3 separate regions of the Homo sapiens genome follow, and all the other regions are linked to region 2. Evidence: chromatin loops called from intact Hi-C (ENCODE). Cell type or tissue: CD4-positive, alpha-beta T cell. All regions are shown on one strand.

The links. Hi-C counts contacts between places; a loop is a spot of excess contacts. Peaks named below come from ENCODE experiments on the same cell type or tissue, not always from the same donor. Only the 100,000 strongest peaks of a DNase experiment are listed, where the experiment ranks them.
Region 1: a loop joins it to region 2, with 4 times the contacts of the local background. A loop is called at or near these places in 13 of 110 quality-filtered maps.
Region 3: it touches region 2 in a loop (5-fold over the local background); 16 of 110 quality-filtered maps call a loop at or near these places.

The regions. Positions count from the first base shown.
Region 1 is chr1:226,121,396-226,129,395 of GRCh38, forward strand. It overlaps the pseudogene LOC112268255. Among named protein-coding and RNA genes, the nearest start is that of ACBD3-AS1, 23 kb to the right of the region's middle. RefSeq lists silencers at 1-48, 59-298, 479-868, 879-1,258 and enhancers at 1,349-1,578, 3,813-4,107. In CD4-positive, alpha-beta T cell, CTCF peaks have their summits at 326, 3,956 (motif pointing right) and 4,158; DNase peaks (open chromatin) are centred at 496, 1,386, 1,970, 3,956 and 1 weaker place; H3K4me3 peaks cover 1,663 bases; H3K27ac peaks cover 806 bases.
Region 2 is chr1:225,472,077-225,480,076 of GRCh38, forward strand. It overlaps LOC124904526 (a long non-coding RNA gene), which reads left to right and starts at 3,891. Exons shown (of 2, transcript XR_007066903.1): 1 at 3,891-4,534. RefSeq lists enhancers at 373-892, 893-1,412, 3,309-3,398 and a silencer at 2,919-3,158. In CD4-positive, alpha-beta T cell, CTCF peaks have their summits at 3,038 (motif pointing right) and 3,241; DNase peaks (open chromatin) are centred at 1,375, 3,065 and 6,005.
Region 3 is chr1:226,059,925-226,067,924 of GRCh38, forward strand. H3-3A (H3.3 histone A) reads left to right here and starts at 2,792. Exons shown (of 4, transcript NM_002107.7): 1 at 2,792-2,887; 2 at 4,405-4,555; 3 at 5,732-5,885. The coding sequence starts at 4,428. H3-3A-DT (H3-3A divergent transcript) reads right to left here and starts at 2,571. Exons shown (of 2, transcript NR_185887.1): 1 at 1,066-2,571. RefSeq lists silencers at 1,911-2,760, 2,347-2,512, 3,131-3,200 and an enhancer at 4,394-4,463. In CD4-positive, alpha-beta T cell, CTCF peaks have their summits at 4,577, 4,945 and 5,144; DNase peaks (open chromatin) are centred at 1,947, 2,717, 3,667, 5,057 and 1 weaker place; H3K4me3 peaks cover 3,959 bases; H3K27ac peaks cover 2,235 bases.

The sequences.
Region 1 (8,000 bases), 650 kb after region 2:
AGGCGGGAAACCGAGGCACAACGACGGCTAGCACCTGCCCCGAGGTCACACGGCGACCCAACTCGGTTCTCTGGCCGGCGGCCTTGTTGGTTCCGGTCTGGGAAAGGGACCCCGCAATCGTCCCTCCGGCCGCCAGCAGCGCCAGGCCCCCCCCCGCAGGGGCCGGGGGTGGCGGGCCCGCCGCTGACCTCCCCCGCCCGGCCTGGGTCCCGCGCTCCGCGGGGTGACAGCAGCCGGGCGCCCTCTGGTGGCCGCCGCGCGCAGCAGGCGGGAGCGCGGAGCGTCGGGGCCTGCAACCGGGCGGGGATGACGGGGGCCGGGGACCCTGCACTTTGGGACGACCTGGCCTGGTGGCCGCGCTTCCTTCGCTACAAAAAGGAAGCACATCTTGGAAACACCGAACTTCTGTGACACCAGTAGTTACACCTGGCCTCTGAATCGGGCGAGCAGCGCCCTCGCGCCCCCAGCGCTGAGCAGGGGCGGGCGGGGAGCGGAAACGGTGGCTGTGGTTGTTGCCGCGCGGCTGGGCGCCTGGGGAGCCCGCGGAGGGGCGCGGCCGCCAGACCCCGCCCGGCCCGGAGGTGAGGAGACCTCAGCCCCGGACGCCGAGGCCCCGCCCCGCCGGCGATGCACCCCCCGCCCACCTCCGCGCCCCTTTGTTCCGCGACCGCAGTCCCGCCGAGAGCCGCACTGAAGAGCCCCAGCCTGGCCGTCCCGCGGTTTCCCGCCGCCTCACCAGTCTCGGGCGGGAGGGGCCCCGGCGCTGGCGTGGCCGCGGCTCCCACAACGCAGCCAGGACTGCACTCGGGGCTGCTGGGGCCCGCGTGCGTCCCGGGCGGCTCCACGCGTCGGGGTCGCCCCCGCGCCTCCCACCCCCGGCCTCTCGGGGCCGCCGGCTCGCGCGCCTTCCAGGCGAAGGCCAGAGGCCGCAGTGAGGGGCACCGAGTGGCGGGCTCCTCCGCACCACCCCCGGGCTTTATAATAAAAGTCGCCGTTGTTTAAGAGCCAGGTCGGAGGCGCCGCTTTCTGGGCGGTGAAAGCCGAAGCGAGAGCGGGCAATTCGCTGCGGCGGCGGCCGCTTCCTGGGCGTCGGTCCAGTGCCCCGGCCCGGCCTGGGAGACCCGCACCAACCCCGGGAGGGAGGACGGGGCGCGGGCGCAGCCTAGGGGCCGAAGCACTGCACGCACGGCCGGCGCGGGGGCAGAGGGGAGACAGGGAAGCCTGAGCTCCGCGCTGCTGAAGGCTCCGGGGATGGGTGGGCGGCGGTGAGGTAGTCTTGCCCGGGCCCTGCCCGCGTGGGCGCTTTCTGAGTCTCTGTCGCGTGACGGAGGCGGGACCTAGGCTGTGTCTCCTGCGGGGCGAAAGCACGGAAGAGATCCGAGGGCATTTCTTGAGCCTGGCAGGAGGCCAGGGGTTTTACAGGGCAGGAAGGAACCTGGAGGAACCGAGGAGCCACGTTGTTGGTTGGAAAGAAGGGTGGCCAGGTGGGGAGGAGTCTGGCAAAGGGTCCCAGACAGCAGGAAGGGCACCTGTGAAGCCGCCCTGCCGAGTGTGTGGTAGAGGCGGGGTGAAATGAGCACTGCTCATAAAAGTGACTGTTGTGATTTTTTATGAGATGGAGTCTCGCTCTGTCGCCCAGGCTGGAGTGCAGGGGAGCAACCTCGGCTCACTGCAACCTCCGCCTCCCGGGTTCACGCCATTCTCCTGCCTCGGCCTCCCCAGTAGCTAAGATTACAAGGCGCCCGCCACCACGCCCGGCTAATTTTTTTGTAGTTTTAGTAGAGACGGGGTTTTGCCATGTTGGCCAGGCTGGTCTCAAACTCCTGAGCTCAAGTGATCCGCCCCTCTCGGCCTCCCAAAGTGCTGGGATTACATGCGTGAGCCCCCAGCCTAAAAGTGACTGTTTACTACAATAAGTACAAATAATAGGTGACCAGCACTTGTCTGCTGAGGCCCTGGGGCTGGGTGTGTTTAGGGGACCCCTCTCCTCTCCAGGCCCTCCCCAAGCCTGCCCACTGATGGGGAAGCTGCAGGGCTATCCCTCCAAGGGGAGGCCCTGCCAGGCCAGGGAAGGTCCAAGTGGGTGCTCACCAAGCTTCCTAGGTTCCCAGTTTTCTTGAAACCATCTTCCCAGCACAGTCATCTCCCGTGGTTGCCTTTAGCAAGTCACATCCCCTGACTCTTTAACATCTCGGTCCTGGCAGTTTCTTGGTATGGCACCATCTCCCTATGTGGACCACAGGTTATCTATCACACTGACCCGCTGTCCCTCACACACAGTCACTCACCTGTGACACTTGGAAAGGACTAGCTCCACAGGCCTGGCCAGGGCCCAAAGGGAGGTGGCCAGCAATCGAAATCAACCCTGATGACTAAGTAGAAAAGGAGTCCTTGGGAGTATTGTGGGGAGCTCAGGGAGCTGACCAGGAGTCTGGATGGCCACAGCCACAGCCGGGGACAGTCTTGGGAGGTGACTGTGGTCACCACCACTACTGGGCTGCAGCATCGCTGAATGCAGCCCCTGCCACAACTCCACAGGCATTGGCTGTAATGATGGGCGGGGGTGCTGGGCACCACAGCGGGGAGGGAGGGCTCCTGTCCCTGCATCTTTGCCTGGGTTAGCCAGATGCCCAGGAAGGGAGAAGGAATGCTGCCCCCTTTAGCCTTTGAGGTGGGAGGAGGGGCCCTGGCTCCCATGACAGCTCACAAAATGGGGATTGCCCCTTACTAGGAGCGGTGTGCGGATGCTGATCAGCCCACCGAATGCTCACCACTGAGGGGCTGCAGCGGCCAGGTGTGAGGGGAAGAGACTGCAGAGAGGTGACAAGGCCGTCAAAGGAGAGGAGCCACCACTGGGGAGCCTGGTGGCTCAGGAAGGCAGCTGGTGTGGGTGTGGGAGAGTCGGATCAGAAGGCCAGCACTGCTCATCATGGAGCACCTGGGAGAGCAGCAGCGACTCAGCTCCTGGCACCAGGTGAGGCAGGAAAATAGGGTCTGGAGGCAGGGAACATAAGGCTCATTCACACTTCAGCTATAACCGGAAATATCCTCTCCATAGGGCATATCAGGTAAATGACTTTGTAACTTTACTTCATCCTCTCTGTTTATATAGGGCATACCCGAAGTAACCAATGAATCCTCTAGGGGGTATTTAAACTCCCCCAAATTCTGTAACAGGGCCTTTTGAATCCTACACTCAGGCCCATTCCCACACAGTGGAGTGTACTTTCATTTTCAATAAAATCTTCATTCCTTCCTTGCTTTGTTTGTGTGTCTCTTCCAATTCTTTGTTCAAGATGCCAAGAACCTGGACACTCTCCACCTTTAACACAGGGGTTGTTTAATTTACCTTTTGCCTTAGAAATATAAAAAGATACACAGTAAAGGTGTGTAAAAGGAAAGGCCTCTTTCACCCTTACCCCACCCCCATCCCTCCCTAAAGGTCCCTGTGATTAGCTTGGTGTGTGTCCAGCCCTCCCTCTGCATTTCACACGGATATGCGAACAGTGGATCAGGCTTGGGTTTGTTTCTTCCAATAAACGGCATCATGCGGTATGTATTGTTCTTTAATGTGCTTTTGGAGACGTTTCCAATCCAGCAAACCCTTTTATCCATTTCATAATATTCCGTAGAATGCATGCTCCCCATCTTGAGGGAAGTTTGGGTTGTTTCATTCTGCTTTGTTAGGACGAATGCCTGCTTTTGTGCACACAGTTGAGTATGGGGCTGGGATTTGAGGGGAAGAGGCTCTGTTTGAGTCCCTGTTGATGTGAGGTGAAGGTGTGTTGGTCCGGCACTAAGCAGGCAGTGGACAATACATGCTGAGCTGGGTTGGGAGTGGACTCTTGGGATTCGGGACTCAAAAATAATGTACGGCCAGGTAAATTGCTGGTTTTGCTTCTGGGTCACAGGAAGGGCTGCGGTCCCCGCAGACCCAGATGCGTCCACTAGATGGCGCCAAAGCCAGTAAGGTGAGGCGCTTGTGACAGAAGCCCCGACTTGCTGCAGGAGTCTGGGCCCAGGGTCTGACTCCTGAGCTCCTAGGAGATGGATGAATATTCTTCCTGCACCGCCAGCTGCCTCGCTTAAACGTGGGGAGGCTGAAGAGGGTGCAAAGCTGGGTGAACATGAGTGATTAGACAGGATGTGCCCTGGCCAAGACAGGGAGCTGAAATTCAGTCTGTGGAACAGGCTGTGATGGCCCAGAGGAAATCCATAGGTGGGAGGAAAACTATGGACCCTGTGCTCCATATTGCCAGGACCTGCAGAGGAACTAGCTCCTGCAGAAGATGCAGGATTTGGACGGGAAGATTGGGCAAGGGTTCTGTCTACTGGGCACTGAAGGTTTGATGGGGACACTGGGATGGTCCCTGCCACCAAAGCAGCTCAAGCTCAGGCAGAGGAAATAGAAACTGGACAAATGCAGTATTTCTTATGGGCACTGCTCTAAGGAGTAATTTGGAATCCAGTAGGGTGATGTAAGTGAAGGTGCTTTGAAACCTCCCAAAGCTCTCGCCCAGGTAAGGAGGTTTGTGGTCCTTGTCACCATTTACCCAGGAAAGCTTCAAAGCAGCAGCGGCGGCGGCGGCGGCGGCGGCGGCAGCAGAATTTCCCTCCTTCCCTCCTGTTACTCTCCCAGCCTCCTCTCCCTCCTATCACTCTCCTAAGTTCAGAGCTGACCCCACTCCTCTGCTACCCATGGTGGTAGCCAGGCCTGTGCCTCTCCTAGCATCAGAAGCTGCCCCAGGCTCCCAGGACTGGAGCTCAGATCTGATTTTGAAAAACTGAATGAATGGGTGAGAGCGGTGGCTTATGCCTGTACTCCCAGCATTTTGGAAGATTGAGGTGGGTGAATTGCTTGAGCTCAGGAGTTCAAGACCAGCCTGGGCAACATGGTGAAACCCTGTCTTTACAAAAAAATACAAAAATTAGCTGGACATGGTGGCACACACCTGTAGTCCCAGCTACCTGGGAGGCTGAGGTAGGAGGATTGCTTGAACCACGGGAGACAGAGGTCGCAGTGAGCCAAGATTGTGCCACTTTACTCCAGCCTGGATGACAGAGCGAGATTGTCTCAAAAAAAAAAAAAAAAAGAAAAAAGAAAAAAAAAAAGCCGGGCACGGTGGCTTATGCCTGTAATCCCAGGACTTTGGGAGGCCAAGGCGGGTGGGTCACGAGGTCACGAGATCGAGACCATCCTGGCTAACACAGTGAAACCCCGTCTCTACTAAAAATACAAAAAATTAGCTGGGCGTGGTGGCGGGCACCTGTAGTCCCAGCTGCTCGGGAGGCTGAGGCAGAAGAATGGCATGAACCTGGGAGGTGGAGGTTGCAGTGAGCTGAGATCGCGCCACTGCACTCCAGCCTGGGCGACAGAGCAAGAATCCGTCTAAAAAAAAAAGAGAGAGTCCCAGTGCTAAAACTGAGAGTCCTGGGCAAACTGGAACAATTGATCACACAATAAAGTGGGGGTTCTTGGGCTGGGTATGGAGGCTCATGCTTATAATCTCAGTGCTTTGGGAGGCCAAGGTGGAAGGATTGCTTGAGCCCAGGGCTTCAAGACCAGCCTGGACAACATAGCAAGACCCTATCTCTACAAAAGAAAAAACAAGCACACACTTGTAGTCCCAGCTACTTGGGAGGCTGAGGCAGGAGGACTGCTTAAGGCCAGGAGGTGGAGGTTGCAATGGGCTATGATGGCACCTCTGCACTCCAGCCTCAGTGACAGAGCAAAACCTCATTTTGAAAACACACACATGAGGGGCGCTGGGAATAGCCGCTCATGTCGGCTGACGGAGCGGTGTGGGGCCGCATGCGAAGCTGCCTCCGCGCCTTCCCCGAGCGGCTGGCCGCCTGCGGGGCCGAGTAAGGACTTCTGCGCGCGGGAGTTCGAGGCCCTGCGGAGCTGCTTCGCCGCCGCGGCCAAGAAGACGCTGGAGGGAGGCTGTTAGGAGGGACTCTGAGCTTCACACCTGTCTGCTGCCGTGGTTGCAGAGCCCTAGTCCTGATGGCCCCCGGTGGCATACATTGAATGCCTAGGGCAGAAAGGAAGTGGGAATGGCGAAGATGTGACGTGCCTCGGTGTTAGATACTGTTTCTTCTTAACAAGTTGAGGCGTGGGTAGAGCAGGAACTGGTTTTCCAGCATTGTGTCCGTAAACCTGAGTCAGAATAAGATGTAACAGAAGCCAGATAAAGACTCTGTCAAATCCTGCAAAAAAAAAAAAAAGAAAAAAAAGAAAACACACACACACACACATGCACACAATGCATAAAGTGTTTCTGAAACTTTGGTGTGCATGAGAGACACCTGGGGACTTACAAAAACACAGATGGCTGGCCCCACCCTAGAGTTTCTAATTTAGTAGGTCCAGGGTGGGGTCCGGTAATTTGCATTTCTAACAAGTTTCCTGATACTGCTGCTGTTGCTCTTGGTTGGGGCCCAAACTTCCAGAACAACTGGTCTGAATGAAGGGCTGGGTCCGGGACCTGCAAGTCCCACTGTGCTGCTTGCCCCGGTACCTCCTCCTAAGTCTGGCCCAGCAGGAAACGGAGCGCGGGTCAAAGTCCTCTCACAGTCAACCAGGAGAAACCTGTGTCTTCCTGGCAGGGTGGCTGGGTGCTATGGAAACAAGGCTCAGCCCAGAAGTGCCCAGCCTCCTTCCCAGAAGCAACTTCAGCCTCTAGGGGAGGAGTGAAGTGAACAAACAAACGGAAGGGCAGAGCTCAGTTCCTGGATGGAAGCGGCACCTGCATGGAAGCGCCCTCAGCAACCTCAGGGCCCAGACTTCCGGGAAAGTCTCACAGGGCCCCTGGCTTGAGTTTTGGAGCTGGAAGGGAACTTTGCAATCTTGGTTCAACTTTTTGTTTTATTTTCTGAGATGAATCCTCGCTCTGTTGCCCAGGGTGGGGTGCAGTGGCGCAATCTCGGCTCACTGCAACCTCCGCCTCCCGGGTTCCAGCGATGCTCCTGCCTCAGCCTCCTGAGTAGCTGGGATCACAGGTGCCTGCCACCACGGTTGGCTAAATTTTGTATTTTTAGTAGAGATGGGGGTTTCACCATGTTGGCCAGGCTGGTCTCGAACTCCTTACCTCAGGTGATCCGCCCACCTCTGCCTTCCAAAGTGCTGGGATTACAGGCATGAGCCACCGTGCCCGGCCCAGTACATCTTTTAACTGGGCTGTGAATGACACGACTTGCTAAGACCTGCCCACTAAGAATGAGCTGCAGCCAGCACAATGTTGTCCGCTTCCAGCCACTTTCCTAGATACTCCTCCATTCCTCAGATTCCAGCCCCCACCCCAGCCTGGAACGCCCACAGTGCTTTTATCACAGCTCTTAACTCCACTTGGTTCCCCAAAGCTATGAGCCCACATACCACCTCCCAGGGCTACAACACTTTGGGTTTCTCAGACACTGTCAACACTAAGCAGCATGAACTGCAGGACACACAGGACAGCTGGAGAGGGGCAGTGAGTCACTGTGTCATAGTCCTGCCCAAATTCCAATGTTGAAATTGCAGAAGCCTGGGGCCCACCCTAGAGAATCTGATTCAGCAGGTTGGAGGGGGGGCCCAGGCACTGATATTTTCAAGAGCCCTGGGTGATGTGGATGCCGATAGCACTGGCTGCATGCTGAGAAACACTGCCGATAGCATCATCTTCCACAGAAGGCCACCCAGGAAGAGATGATGAGGTGACAGAACTTCATCACCCAACTCAAGAAGGCTTGGGAGGAAGGGGTAATTTATTGGTTCTAAGCCCAGACCATGGACAAAACAGAGTGCTATGGTTCAAATGTCCCCAGCAATGTTCATGTTGAAATGTAATTGCCGTTGTGATGGTGGCATTGGCAGGTGGGGCCTTTGCAAGGTAATTAGGTTATGAGGGCTCTGCCCTCAGGAATGGATCCATGCCATCATCTCTGGAGTGGGTTCTTGATAAAAAGGATGATTCTGGACCACTTCCCTCTCATGTCTCACATGCTTACCTCTGCCTTCC
Region 2 (8,000 bases):
ACTGCCTAGCTGCGTGGAGCGTGGTTGGCCTCCAGCCGTTGGCTTCCTCAGGGTCAGCATCCTCTCTGCCTCTCCAGGAGTCTGAGCTAGGTGAGGATACAAGGGCCTGACTATTCCACCCCTCAAGGGCTCCTCTGATGGGCAGCACTGGCTCTGCATGCCCACTGGGCTGCCAGAGATGAGTGTGGCAGATCCACATCGCAGCTTACCCACCCCTCCTGCACTCTCTTGCAGCCTCTCTTTTCTTCATGGGTGTTGCTCCCTCATAAATAAATAAATATATATATATACACACACACACACACACATAGTTGCTGTTGTTGTTGTTGTTGTTGTTTTTGAGGCAGGGTCTTGCTCTGTCGCCCAGGCTGGAGTTCAGTGGCACAATCACAGCTCACTGCAGCCTCTGCCTCCTGGGCTCAGGTGATCCTCCTCCCGAGTAACTGGTGAGAGGTGACAGCGTGCTGGCAGTCCTCAGAGCCCTCGCTTGCTCGTGGCACCTCCTCTGCCTGGGCTCCCACTTTGGCGGCATTTGAGGAGCCCTTCAGCCCACCTCTGCACTGTGGGAGCCCCTTTCTGGGCTGGCCAAGTCTGGAGCCCACTCCCTCAGTTTGCAGGGAGGTGTGGAGGGAGAGGCGCAAGCGGGAACCGGGGCTGCGTGCGGCGCTTGCGGGCCAGCTGGAGTTCCGGGTGGGCGTGGGCTTGGCGAGCCCCGCACTCGGAGCAGCCGGCCAGCCCTGCCGGCCCCGGGCAATGAAGGACTTAGCACCCGAGCCAGTGGCTGCGGAGGGTGTACTGGGTCCCCCAGCAGTGCCAGCCCACCAGCGCTGCGCTCGATTTCTCGCCAGGCCTTAGCTGCCTTCCCGCGGGGCAGGGCTTGGGACCTGCAGCCCGCCATGCCTGAGCCTCCCACCCCCTCCATGGGCTCCTATGCGGCCCGAGCCTCCCCGAGGAGCACCACCCCCTGCTCCACGGCACCCAGTCCCATCGACCACCCAAGGGCTGAGGAGTGCGAGCGCACGGCGAGGGACTGGCAGGCAGCTCCACCTGCAGCCCCGGTGCGGGATCCACTAGGTGAAGCCAGCTGGGCTCCTGAGTCTGGTGGGGATGTGGAGAGTCTTTATGTCTAGCTCAGGGATTGTAAATACACCAATCATCACCCTGTGTTTAGCTCAGGGGGCACCAATCAACACTCTGTATCTAGCTGCTCTGGTGGGGCCTTGGAGAACCTTTGTGTGGATACTCTGTATCTAACTAAGGGGACGTGGAGAACCTTTGTATCTAGCTCAGGGATTATAAATGCACCAGTCAGCACCCTGTCAAAACAGGCCACTAGGCTCTACCAATCAGCAGGATGTAGGTGGGGCCAGATAAGAGAATAAAAGCAGGCTGCCAGAACCAGCAGTAGCAACCCGCTCGGGTCTCCTTCCACACTGTGGAAGCTTTGTTCTTTGGCTCTTTGCAATAAATCTTGCTACTGCACACTCTTTAGGTCCACGCTGCTTTTATGAGCTGTAACACTCACCGGGAAGATCTGCAGCTTCACTCCTCAGCCCAGCAAGACCACGAGCCCACCGGGAGGAACGAACAACTCCAGAGGCGCTGCCTTAAGAGCTGTAACACTCACCGCGAAGGTCTGCAGCTTCACTCCTGAGCCAGCGAGACCACGAACCCATCAGAAGGAAGAAACTCCGAACGCATCTTAACATCAGAAAGGACAGACTCCAGACGCACCACCTTAAGAGCTGTTAACACTCACCGCGAGAGTCCGCGGCTTCATTCTTGAAGTCAGTGAGACCAAGAACCCACCAATTCCGGACACACTGGGACAACAGGTGTGCACCACCACACCTGGCTAATTTTTGTATTTTTTGTAGAGACAAGGTCTTGCCATGTTGCCCAGGCTGGTCTCAAATTTTCCTGGACTTAAGCGATTTGCTTGCCTTGGCCTCTCCAAGTGCTGGGATTACAAGTGCGAGCCACCATGCCCAGCTAATTTTTGTATTTTTTGTAGAGACAAGGTCTTGCCACATTGCCCAGGCCGGTCTCAAACTCCTGGTCTTAAGCAATCCACTCACCCTGGCCTCCCCAAGTGCCGGGATTACAGGCGTGAGCCACCGTGCCTGGCTCCCAATAAATCTTTTGCTCTCCTAACTCTGACTCAGGGTTGGCCTCCTGGAGAATCCCGCCTGTGGCACTGTCTTCTACACTCCTGTCCATCCGTTTCCACCTCACAGGTGGTATCCATGCCTCTGACCCAACACTGCAGCAGGGCTGAGCCAGAACCCTGTGCCGCGCCCACCTTCCCGAAGCGCTCTGACCTCATGATTCCCCTCCTGCCCAGTGAAGAGACGAGACAGCCTCGTGCCCACTCCACAGCACTGGCCATGCATGCCTCCTGCCTCGTTCCTAATGATTAGTACCTGTGTCTCCTAAAGAGGCTTGTGAGCACCTTAAAGGGCCTTCCCATAATTATTCTAATTCTTCCAGACCAGTCAGCAAGTGGCCAGCCCGGCACTCTCTAGGCCCCTGGTGAGTAGGATGTCCACTTCATGAGGATGCTTCCTCCTCCGGAGGACAGCCCTGGCCAGTGGAATGTTCTGGATTGAAGAAACCTGCCACCCCATTCTTTCCATTGTTCCTCATACGACTGGATTTGGAGTCCCCCACCACTCTCACCACGCAACCTGAACATGTTGTAGTTTGCTGATGAACTTCAAAAGTGGGGTACCCAGGGCTCAACACAGCTCCGTGGAACCAGCCGACCAGCTGAGCGGAGAAAAAAGGCTCTGTGGACACATTTGTTGACATAACCAAAGGTCATATTCGTTACCCTGGACTTCATGCAGACTCTTCAGTCAGAATACCTGCATTCGTGTATTTTCTCAGTCAGCTTCGCCTCGGATGCATTACTTCACTTCTGTGCCTCCGTCTCTCAGCTGTGAAATAGGATCCTACCAGTACCCTCCAATCCCAAACTGAGAGGCCGGGAAAAGGCAAGGACGCCCGTCGGCCGGCAGAGGGCGCTGCGCACCCGCGTTGGACGGGGCGCGCTGCCGAGCATGACCGCCAGGGGTCGCTCGAGCGCCACCGTCCAGGCCCTGGGCCCCGGCAGAACCCGGCTGGCCTTAGGCGCCCAGCGGACCTGCACGCCTGCGGCCTTGGGACGTGCCGCCTTTCCCTGCTCCACACTCTCCCCGCTCCCTTGGGAGGATCCGAGTGGTTGCCTGCAAATCCCCACACCAGCCCGGCTGCGGTGGACGAGGGCAGGTGGGCAGGCTGGGTGAGATTGGTGGGATGGTGTAAGCAGTGATGCCAGCCTTGGAAAGGATGGAAATGACACCGCACAGAGTACAGCAGACCCACCACCTCCAAGGACTCGATGGGGTCGAGGCCAGCTCCTCTCCCCAGCAGTGTCTTCTCATCAGCTGCTCCTGAGGCCTGTCCTGGCCCAGGACCTCATGTGCTCCTCCTGGCCAGGTGCCTGTACCATCCACCCTGCCCGGGGCGCCCTCTGCTCCATTAAATGCCCCGCCCGGGAGCCTGCGAACTCCCAGGACTGCCCCTCCATGGAGGGTCAAGGAAGCAGTCTGGCTTTGGCGGGAACTGCAGAACAAACAGACGGATCCAGAGCCGATGTTAGAATTCTCCTCCCGGCCGGGCGCGGTGGCTCACCCCTGTAATCCCAGCACTGGGGGAGGCCGAGGCGGGAGAATCACCTGGGGTCCGGTGACCAGCCTGGCCAACATGGCGAAACCTCGTCTCTATTAAAAATACAAAAATTAGCTGGGCGTGGTGGTGCGCACCTGTAATCCCAGCTACTCAGAAGGCTGAGGTAGGAGAATCGCTTGAACCCTGGAGGCAGAGGTTGCAGTGAGCCAAGATCGGGCCACTGCACTCACTGTCAGCCTGGGTGAGAAGAGCAAAACTCCATCTCAAAAAATAAAAATAATTCTCCTTCCCCTTGGTGAGGAAATGGAGATGACACCTCTTTCTGGCCGGATGGGAAATGGCAGTAAATGGTCACAGTTCCCCTTCCTCTTGGTGGCCAAGGAAGCATTCTGATTGGGCCTAAAGTCGAGGAAACTCCCATTTCCAAAGTGCCTGCTGGGTCCTTGTCAGCCAAGGGAAGACCATCACATATCCATGAAGGTTCATTTTCAGTGTCGACTTGGCCATGGGATGCCCAGGCATTTGGTCAGACATGATTCTGGCATGGCTGTGAGGGTGTTTCTGGATGCAATTTGCCTTTGAATGGGCAGACGGAGAACAGCAGAACGTCCTCCCTGGTGTGGGTGGGCCTCGTCCAATCAGTTGAAGGCTTGCTAGAGCAAAAAGGCTGACGCTCCCACAGGTAGAAGGACATTACCTGCCTGACTGCTTGCGCTGGGACATCATTTTTTCTTGCCTTCAGACTTGCACTGAGACTTCAGCTCGTCTCACATCTTGAGCCTGCTGGTTTTTGGACTGGAGCTACACCATTGGCTGTCCAGGTCTTCAGCTTGCCAACTCACACTGCAGCCTCCATCATCAAGTGAGTCAATTCCTTATCACAAGTGTGTGTGTGTGTCTGAATATACTTGTATGTATATGTCTGAATGTTTATTTTCCCCCAAAGTTCACATGTTGAAATCCTAACTCCCAAGGTGATGGTGTGCATAAGTGGGGCCTCTAGGAGGTGAGGTTGTGAGGGTAAAGCCCACATGAATGGGATTAGTGCTGTTATGAAAAACATATGCACACCACATCCTCTTCGTTCTGCTTCTCTGGAAAGTCCAGACTAATCCAAACCAAAAGAGCAACATGAGGGGCCGGGCGCCGTGGCTGATGCCTCTAATCCCAGCACTTCAGGAGGCTGAGGCCAGGCGGGTTGCTTGAGTGCAGGAGTTCAAGACCAGCCTGGGCAACATAATGAAACCCTGTCTCCACCAAAATACAAAAAATTAGCCGGGCATGGTGGCACACACCTGTAATCCCAGCTACTCTGGAGGCTGAGGCACAAGAATTGCTTGAACCTGAGAGGCAGAGGTTGCAGTGAGCTGAGATTGCACCACAGCACTCCAGCCTGGGTGACAGAGTGAGACCATGAAAAAAAGAGAAAGAGAGAGAGAGAAGAAAAGCTACTTAAAATTGTCCCTGAGGTTGAAATGACTGTGTCAAATTGTTCATGGCAAAATGTCTTGTATTGTTCTCTATCCCTCCTATGTTCCAACTAAATGGGAATTTTCCATTCCCATTCCCTAATTTCTGTGCTCCGACAGTACTCTCTGCCTGGGGCGCCCTTCACCATTCACCCCCAGGGTTGCACTCAGATGCTACCTCCCGCATGAAGTCTTCCTCTGCACTCCCACACACCCTGCTTGTGTCTATTAGGAATCCTTCTGGCTGCAAGCAACAGAACCTCTGACTAGCAGTGACTTAAACAAAGAGTGGTTTATTTTTCCTTAAATAAGCATGGGGGTAGGTGGTTGCCGACATGAGTGTGGTGGCTCAGAGATGCCAGGTCTGGCTCTCTCAGATTCTTGACCTTCCCCTCATGATTACAAGATGGCTGCAGTTGCCCAGAGCATCATACACTCCCATCAAGTCCAAGGAAGAGAAGTGAGGGAGTGGAGCAGGGGAGAGCTTTCTCATTTGCCTTCCTCTTATCTGGGAGAAAAAAAAACCTTCCCAGGAGCTTCCAACAGATGTGCCCAAAACTAGGCCACAAGGCCCCCCTCACAGACCGAGGATGGATCTGCATTCCTGAGATCAAGGGAGCTCCACTGAGGCCTACACGAAATGGGGTTCTGGCAGCAGGGAAGAAGGGAAGGGGAGGCTTTTGAGGAGGCAGCTTCTCCCACATTGCCAGCTGTCCCTTTCCTATCTCCCGCTGTAGATCACAGGGCTGACCATAAAAGGCACTTAAAACATTCTGACTTCATTTTGATTACAGTCTGTGAGCCTCAAAAGGCCTTGAGCAGGAAGAGGTGTGTTCTGACATGCGGTTCACATGGCTCCCTCCGGCCACAGTGGGCTGTATGCAGGGCGAGAGAGGAGGAAGCGGGAGGCTGCTGCGGAGGTTCAGTGACAGGTGGAGGGAGGTTGACAGGACTTGGCAGCAAGGCTGGAAACAAGTGGAGCTCCGGGAGGACCATGCGGGAGGCAGATCCACGGGGCCCACTCACTTATGGGCAGGGGAGCCCAGGAGAGAGTAAAAACTGCCTGGGGATTAGAACAGAGGAGGAGTGTCAAGAGTTTGGTTTGGGTCATCTCGGATTTGAAATGCTGCAGGGCTGTCCTGGAGTCTTGTCCCCAGTGGGCAGGACAGTGGCTCTGGTGCTCAGGAGAGAGGACAGGGCTGAGACACTCCTTGGAGTCACTGGTGTGTTGATGGAGAAAAGGCAAGAGAAGACACGGGAGAGGACAGGCTTTCCCAGGGAGGCTGAGAGGTGGGTGAGGAACAAAGCCTTCAAAAGCACGGATAGCAGCTGGGCGCAGTGGCTCACGCCTGTAATCCCAGCACTTTGGGAGGCCGAGGCGGGTGGATCATTGAGGTCAGGAGTTCGAGACCAGCCTGGCCAAAATGGTGAAACCCCGTATCTACTAAAAATACAAAAATTATTTGGGCGTGGCGGCGGGCACCTGTAATCCCAGCTACTAAGGTGGCTGAGGCAGGAGAATCAGTTGAACCTGGGAGGTGGAGGCTGCACTGAGCCCAGATCGCCCCACTGCACTCCAGCCTGGGCAACAGAGCGAGACTCCATCAAAAAAAAAAAAAAAAAGCACCAATAGTGGGTGACAGCTCCAACAAGGAGACTGAGAAGGAGGCCCCCCAAAAAGAGAGGAGATGGCAGGGCAGGACAGCTCCCAAGCAAAGGGCTGACACAGCTTGGACTTTATAACTCACAGCGTTCTCATTCCTCTAATTCTGGTCTCCAAGAACCTACAGTAAATCCAAAATTTACTGAACTTCACTGTAAGTTCAGCTCTATGGATAGAACTTAGCTCTAAAAGGAAATATTTCAGCTGCTTCTCCTGAACCACAGTAGTCAGTGTGGTACACGCTTGAGCCTTTTAAACAGTCAGTCTTTGGAGAGAAGAAACTAATCTCAATATCTACCTTCTTTCAGTGTTGTAAGAACCGTCCCCAGTTCCTTAGGTTCCTCAACTGAGACTATTTCACAAATCTTTTATATACACAAGCCAACAGACACAGCTAATCCATTTTTGGATGAAAACATTTTGATTTGTGGTTCATGCAAATATTAATATATTCTGCCAGCCAGGCGTGTTGGCTCACGCCTGTAATCTCAGCACTCTGGGAGTCTAAGGCAAGAGGATCGCTTGAGCCCAGGAGTTTGAGACTAGCTGGTGCAACATAGTGAGAACCCATTTCTACAAAGTAAAGATAAATTAGCCAGGCATGTTGGTGTGCGCCTGGAGTCCCAGCTATTCGAGAGGCTGAGGCAGGAGGATCGCTTGAGCCTGGGAGGTTGAGGCTACAGTGATCTGAGATTACACTACTGCACGCCAGCCGGGGAGACAGAGCGAGACCCTGTCTCAAAAGTATAAATGTATGGCTGGGCATGATGGTTCACACCTGTAATCCCAGCACTTTGGCAGGCTGAAGAGGGCAGATCACTTGAGGTCAAGATTTCAAGACCAGCCTGGCCAACATGGTGACACCCTGTCTCTACAAATACAAAAATTAACTGAGTGTGTTGGTGTGCGCCTATAATCCCAGCTACTCAGGAGGCTGAGGCAGGAGAATCGCTTGAACCTGGGAGGCGGGGGTTGCAGTGAGGCAGGACTGACTACTGCACTCCAGCCTTGGTGACAGAGCGAGATTATGTCTCAAAAAAAAAAAAAAAAAAAGAAGTGGCCAGGTGCGGTGGCTCATGCCTGTAATCCCAGCACTTTGGGAGACTGAAGCAGGCGGATCACCTGAGGTTGGGAGTTTAAGACCAGCCTGGCCAACATAGAGAATCCCCATCTCTACTAAAAATACAAAATTAGCC
Region 3 (8,000 bases), 590 kb after region 2:
CAGATATGAATAGCGTTGCTTTTAAAATCCTTTCCATTCTACTTTTCTACTTATAAACAAATCTAAATTCATGGCCATAAGTACTCTATTCTAAGGAAAATATTTTAACTTAAAACCTTTTGCTCCCATCCTCCCCATTTCTTTTTTAACTGCAAATGTTGAGGCCATTATTAGCCCAAGAATTCTATTTTTTTTTTTTTCTGAGATGGAGTCTTACTGTTGCCCAGGCTGAAGTGCAGTGGCAAAATTTCGGCTCACTGCAACCTCCACCTCCCAAATTCAAGCAATCCTCCCACTTCAGCCTCCCAAGTAGCTAGGATTACAGACGTGTGCCACCATGACGGCTAATTTTTATTTTTAGTAGAGACAGGGTTTCTCCAGGTTGGCCAGGTTGGTCTCAAACTCCTGATCTCAAGTGATCCACCCACCTCGGCCTCCCAAAGCGCTGGGATTACAGATGTGAGCCATTGTGCTGGGCCTGAGTTCTAGTAAAGCCAATTCAGGACTGACCCGTAGGGCCCTGTGAGAATCCCTTCTTGCTCTGGCACCTCTCCTTCCCCATTATCTAGACTCTACAGTTCACCTCTCTCATTAGCTATAGTTTTTGCCAATCTTGGGGCTCCAAAGTCCCTCTTTCTTTACCCCCTCCTGGTGCTACTTCCCTGTGCAAAGCAGTGCTTCCAGAGATCATAAGCCCCATGAGGGCAGGAACACTGCTTGTGTTATTCACTGCTGCATTCCCAGCACCCCTGAATTGTGCTGAGCAGAGTTGGCACTCAATAAATATTCATTCAGTGAGAAAACTTCCTGAAGCCACTAGGAGGGTAACCAGTCACCTCTCCAGGTGCTTAAATACTTGAACCTACTAGAAAGAATTTGTGGCCTAACTTCATAGAGATAAATATTATTATTCCCATTTCACAAATGGACAGACAGCTGAGTTAGTTCAAATCATCTAAGATCATAATTACTCTACCTAAAATGGTCTGACCCTTGGTTAGAAATATTTTTTAAAGCCAAGAAGTAGAAGCTATTGAAAAATCCAGCATACAAAGAAAACATTACCCATGTCATTTAACATTTCTTGAAGATATGATGCATTTAACTAATGCAGAACAGCCTTCCTGGATAAATCCAACAATAAATATTTCGGTTTCCTGAAAACAAAACAAAAAACAAGCAAAATAACTCATCTTGGCTTGAATTATAGGAAATTCTTTGCTGGCAGCTCGGTCCAAGCTGATTGCATATGTGCTTTTAGGATAGGATTAGAGATTGCATGTGTTCTGCACAGCAACCATGGACACTTAACATTCATGAAATAATAATGAAACGGGAGGCCTGGATTTTTGTCTGTTTGTTTCTCCTAGGTCTCTTCCTCACTTAAGTGACCTTGGACAAATCCATTTCTTCCCTCGTATCTGATTTCCATGTATCTGTTTCGGGATAATGTTTATCACTAAGCCGCTTTGTGAGATCTTCAGATTACAAATAATTACTGCCCTTCATTTATGAAATTTTCCTCCTTCACTACCCTACGGGATATTTGCATGACCCTTCCATTGAAAACCTTTACACACAGTTGTGAAGCGTCAATACCATCTAGGGACGGTTCAGAGGTTCCAAAGCCAATCAACTGACAAGTCGTGAGGATAACTTGGGCCATGAAAAGTCCGTTTCCTATGCTACTGAGAATTGGAAAACAGGTATATGTACTAATTCCCAAACCACGTTTGCCTTCTTTCTGCCGTTTTCAGCCTCTTCTAAACTATGCAGAAGCTGCGGACATTTGACTATCTATATTCGGCAATTCCTTTCCAAAGCAATCCTACCGAAAACAGATCACACGGCCCCCACGGGCGGGCAGGACAAGCCACCAGGCCCTGGTGCAGGAGCTGCGCGCTCCACACATTGTTTAGAGGCCGACGCGACACAGCCATCTTGCGTCGGGGGCCCGGGCCCGGGAGGAGAGCGAGCCCCGTCCCCTGATCCCGGAGGCCAACACCGGCGAGGGGCTGCCCTGCACGCAGGCGGCCGGCCCAGGAGTCTTAGCGGATCAAGTTGTCTACGGCGGACTCGGGCCGGTCCCGCAGGACCCGGCCGCACTTGGCCGAGCGCGCAGGCGGGAAGGAGGCCGTCGGTCCGCCCCTCCCGCTGCCGCAGCGGCCAGGTCCGACAGCGGGCGCGGGACGCTGGATTCCTATTTGCCAGCTTCCTGCTGGGGAGCGTTTTCCAATGGGGCGCGGCGACCCGGCCGACCGCGTCCTCCTCCCCCACTGCCGCCCGGGTCTCCTCGGGGGCGCGCGCCGGGGCCCGCGCGGGGGCAGCCCCTCCCTCCCCTCCCCGCCGCGGCCCGAGACGCCCGCAGGCCGGGCGTTCACCCGCCGCGCCTCCGCCCGCCTTCCCCTCCCCCCACTTCCCTCCGGGCGCCCCAAACCCGGGCTTCGGGGGTTCGACGCCGTGCGCACACGGAGCGGGATGGGAGTGCAGGGCCGGGGGCGGGGGCTGGCCGGGTGCGGGCGGCAGTCTCGGCGGGAGCCGGCGGCCCCTCAGCGTGTCTTTTGTGTTTGTACACACACGGCGCGAGGCGGCCTGGAGGAGGGAGCGGGCGGCGCGCGGGGGAGGGGCGAGCGCGCGCCAGCGAACGGGCGCGCGGGGGGAAGGGCGGGGGCGGGGCGCGAGAGGAGCTATGGGGGCGGGGCCGAGCCTTCCCTCCATTGTGTGTGATTGGCTGGCGCGCGGCGCGGGGGCGGGGCGGCGTGTGTTGGGGGATAGCCTCGGTGTCAGCCATCTTTCAATTGTGTTCGCAGCCGCCGCCGCGCCGCCGTCGCTCTCCAACGCCAGCGCCGCCTCTCGCTCGCCGAGCTCCAGCCGAAGGAGAAGGGGGGTAAGTTTCCCCGTCTGCCCGCTTCCCCGGAACCGAGCCCCGCTTGCCGTCAGCCCCGAGCCGGGCCCTGGCGGTGCCGGGAGGGGACCCATAGCCCCTCCGGCTTAGCCCACAAACTTTTTGGCCCAGAAATGGAGGTGAGGAGCGAGTTTCCCTGTTCCCTCTGGCGGCGGCGGCTCCCCCGTCTCTCGCCGCCTCAGCCCAACAGCAGCAACCGCCGCGGCGCCGAGCCTGCTCTCCCTCCTCCTCCCCGCGCCCCTGGCTCCTCTTTCTTCGGTGAAATCCCGCCCGCCGCCCCTTCCCCGGACCCCAAACCTTCACCATGACCCGCGCGGGCCTCTTAACTACCGCCCCCGGGCCCCAGCCCCCAGTTTTCGAGCGGGAAAGGGGTGGAAATCGCCGCCGCTTCGCACCCTGGGGTAACTCGCTTTTTGCTGCCTCCCCACAGTTGTTGCTAAGCTTCACCATCTTGTCTCTCTTCTCTGGTCACCGACCATATTTTTTCCCCCGTTTCTCTCTTCCCCATTTCAAAAAAGCAAGAATTTTTAAAAGAGGGACGTTTTTTTCCCTTTTTTGGAGAGGCGGAAACTTGATGCATTTGAAATGCAAAAAAAACTTTTGCATTTTGGAGGGCGGCACGTGGCAGGGGATAGGGGTATTTTCGAGCGATTTGGTGTTTTGTCTCTTTGGAACGGAATCGGATACGTTTTGCGATTGTTTCCATTTTGTTCTGGTCGGGGAGCCGAGTTGGTTCCTGCTCGAGGCGCTGGGAGCGAGGCGGGCAGGTTGGGGGACCCTGTGCCGAGGGACCCGAAGGAGGCAAAACCAAAAGTTTATGTGGTGCTTGGGGTGGACCGGTCGGCGGATGTCGTGCGTTAATTAAAGCCTGGGTGCGGGGCACTTTTTATTTCACTGCGAAGCCTGTGAGGACTGGACGCGAGGACGGGGCTTTGTAGAATGCTCGCTGGTGGTAGCTGTTGTTCCTCTCTTGTTTTTTCGAGACGCCTTTTTGTCAACATAACTGTAAAGATGCAAAACCAAGAATATTTTCAGATATTTACAGCAATCCATCAACAGTCAGACGAAGGGGGGGCAGCCAAAGTGGGGGGGAGTAAGACCTTTTTTTTGCTGTAATTTGACTCGACCTTCCAGTGGTTTGTGCCTTTTTTCTTTTGACTTGTTTGTGGATGGAATGTTTACAGACATTTCTAATTACTGCTTTAATTAAATAAATTGGATCAAAGGCCGTTCGAGGTATTTTTGTTTTGCCGTTTGTCGCTCAGAATTGGCATTTTGAGAGGTGATTGATACTGCTAACAATTTTCTAGTACTCTAGTTTGTTTCAAGAAGAGATTTTGGGTAGACGTAATCTTCACCCTTTCAAATTATATAACAATACGAACATTATTTTTTATACTGATCATAATTTCCAGATTTGGGGAGGGGGTGATCGTGGCAGGAAAAGTTGTATGTTTGGTAGTTGCATATGGTGATTTTTGATTTTTCAATGCTGGTAGGTAAGTAAGGAGGTCTCTGTACCATGGCTCGTACAAAGCAGACTGCCCGCAAATCGACCGGTGGTAAAGCACCCAGGAAGCAACTGGCTACAAAAGCCGCTCGCAAGAGTGCGCCCTCTACTGGAGGGGTGAAGAAACCTCATCGTTACAGGTATTAAAAAACAGGAAAAAAATGGGACAAAGTCTCTCTTGTATGTATCCACATAATTTAACAAAAAGATGGATAACAGGAAAACTTTTTGCTTTAGAGAAACTTTTTTTTTTCATTTGAACACTTAACTACTGCTTAAATAAATGTACTGTATGATCATTTATATATAAAGTTAAGTATTAGGTTTTATTGAAAACGTTTAACTTTGAAGCCATAATCTTACCTGGAGGTCTAAGGAGACCTCGTATATCACTGATAATGTTAATGGGATATATTGACATTTTAGTTAACTATTAGTAATTCTTTAAAAATAGTTAAGTGTTGCTTTCTTGAATACACTTTTGAGGTTATCTTTCCTAGTTTTTGGCAAAATAATAATATAATCGAGATTGGGTGTTTTATAAAGTTCCTACCCCCTCATTTACTTGATTAGCTTATTTCCTTCTGTATTAGCTCTTTTGATTGTGAACTACCTGAGCCACTGTGTTGTTAAGGGCATCTGCCATTAGAGGGCAGAAGTTGCCTAGACTTAGCCTCCGCAAATATTACGATTAACCTAAAATAAAAGCTCATACAGTGGAAGAAATAAGTCAGAATGAGAGGTAAATTTCTTGCTGACAATTACTTAGTAAAAAAAACTTTTCCACGTGGAAGGAACACTGCACAATCGGGTGTATTCAAATTTAATAGTTGATGAGGGGTGAACTGTAGTCAGGGTAGAGGTATTCTGGGAAATAGAACTTGAATGCCACAAGCAGATTTTTAAATGAAGTTCATTGGGTTGTGTTGGTCATCTTTAAGGGCTCTTAAGATAATAGAGGGTGTAGGGAAGGAGAGTGGTGCTAAATTGAGGGGAGCCAACTTCTTCATTAGCCTGACAGCTAATACCTTCCCAAGGTTTATATACATGAATAACTTTTTAAAATGAAAATAAATAGGGCTTTGATGAATTTCTTGCTAAGAATGCATTTTAATTTCATGCTTTTTGCTTTAAAGGTATTGTTACTAGATTTGAATGTTCACATCTTAAGTTGATCAGTGAAATTTGATACTGAAGCTGAAGAATTGTTGGGTGGCTTATTTTTTGAAAGATTACTGCATTTCTTTGAAGCTGCCCACTTACCTTTTTGTGCTAGTTATGTTTTTGGTAACAGTTTCTTTATTAATTTTTTAAAGGCCTGGTACTGTGGCGCTCCGTGAAATTAGACGTTATCAGAAGTCCACTGAACTTCTGATTCGCAAACTTCCCTTCCAGCGTCTGGTGCGAGAAATTGCTCAGGACTTTAAAACAGATCTGCGCTTCCAGAGCGCAGCTATCGGTGCTTTGCAGGTAAAATGGTGGGTGGGAAGACTCAGAGTTTGTATTCCTGTTGTGTACCAAGAACAGTTCCAAATTGTTGCATGTGCTTATATCATTTAATCACAAGCCTGTCAGGTAGTTGATATTGTTACTTCACTGTTGAGACTTCAGAAAGGTTAAATTGCTCAAGGTCATACACGTAGAAAATGGCAAAACCATAATTTGAACCTATTTGACTCCAAGGCTTAGTGCACATTCCATTATACCATTTAAAATTTTGAAACATTGCACTAAAAACAATATTTAAAGAAAATCCTCTGGTTTGGTTTATGGATGCTGCAGGACATTAAGAAGAACTTGAGACTAGAGGTCTATATTTGTAGTAACAATTTCAAACAACAGTGCCTAGAATAAAAGAAATGTCTCTTCAGGTCCTGAAGAAACATATAGGTAGAGAGAGCTTAATACCTAGGATGGGAATAGGCAGTATTAAAAAATTATGCATTAAGACGTAAAAGGAGCAGTGAGTGGAGGATAGGATTGGATTGGCAAGATTGGGGGAACGGTGCTTAAAGGTGATACTGGACGTGTAAAGGGGCCAGGATTTGCCTTGTGGTTTCCTAAAGGGGATTAGGGATTGCCACTTACATGTGGAGCATATTGAATTTAATCTTAATCTCTAGCATGTCAGGACTTAGAGAAATACTGTTCTAGAGATATTTATGTATTTGAGATATTTGTGGTTTAAGTTAAGACCAAAACTTGAAATTCCTACAAGATACTTGATAAAGGTATGTAGACGTCATTAACATCAGTCACTTAAGTAACCTATTTTATATTGTGTGGTTGGATTCTTTAGTTGCAAGTATCCCAGAATACAGTAAAGCTACCACCTCCATCAGAAGCATGCAGTTGGGGGTCGTTAAAAATGCTGATTGTTAGGCACCATTGCAGACCTGAATCATTCTGGGGGTGGGGAGGGGGCATCCAGAATCTAAGTACATTCCATTGGAGGATTTTCAAGGCTGCTGTTGCTGTGCTGGGCTTTTGCTTTATGTATGAGAAAGATAGGATAGGTGGATTCCACCCTGAAGTGTAATTGGTCGAGCTGTTTCTATGGTTAATCTAAACTTCATTTGATTGGTGAATTCCAGGAGTAGGCATCCATTAAATTCTCAGTGAGTTGCTGAAATTTCAACTACTAAAATCTTCCATGTTTTTACTTAAAACTTTATTTTCTGTTTTAATAGCCGATTATCTTCAGTTCTTATTTATTACTAAATACAGAAATGTTACTAAGATTCGTAAGCATTGGTACAAAGCTGCTAATATTTTCTAGTTAGAACTGTGCTTAAAGAACAATACTGTACTTGAAAAGTGTAGCGTTTTTAGCTTAAATGTCAATAATGTAGCCTTTTAAATTGAATTTACTAAACAATCTGGGTAAAAGACTCATCTTTCTAAAATTATTCACATGTAAACTTCCATTGTTACTATTACATATTTGTCATTAAGTGTGGTTGTATTGGTTTTAAGCAAAATGTTCACCTCTTCTGTCCACAGTTCTCTTAGTGTTAGATAGCTCTTTATTGGAAAGAGTGATCTTTGTTAAGCTTTTGTGTTTTCTGTTTGCTTTTTTATGCATATATTTTAGTTATCTTAAAAATACAGAGAGTGGGCCGGGCGCCGTGACTCACATCTGTAATCCCAACACTTTGGGAGGCTGAGGTGGGTAGATCACCTGAGGTCAGGAGTTCCAGACCAGCGTGGCCAACATGGTGTGAAACCCCTTCTCTACTAAAAATACAAAAAATTAGCTTGGCGTGGTGGCAGGCGCCTATAATCCCAGCTACTAGGGAGGCTGAGGCAGGAGAATTGCTTAAACCCGGAAAGCAGAGGTTGCAGTGAGCCGAGATGGCGCCATTGCACTCCAGCCTGGGCAACAAGAGCAAAACTCTTGTCTCAAAAAAAAAAAAAAGATAACAGAGGGAGAATTTGTTAATGGAATAGGATAATAGAAGATCGCAATTGAAGTAGAAATCCAAAGGTCCTTTGTTTTTGGCCTTAGAATTACACACTTTACAACTAAAGGATAGCAGGCAGTCCAGTGAGAATGGTAGAGGAGAAATTAGTCTCAGTTTGCCA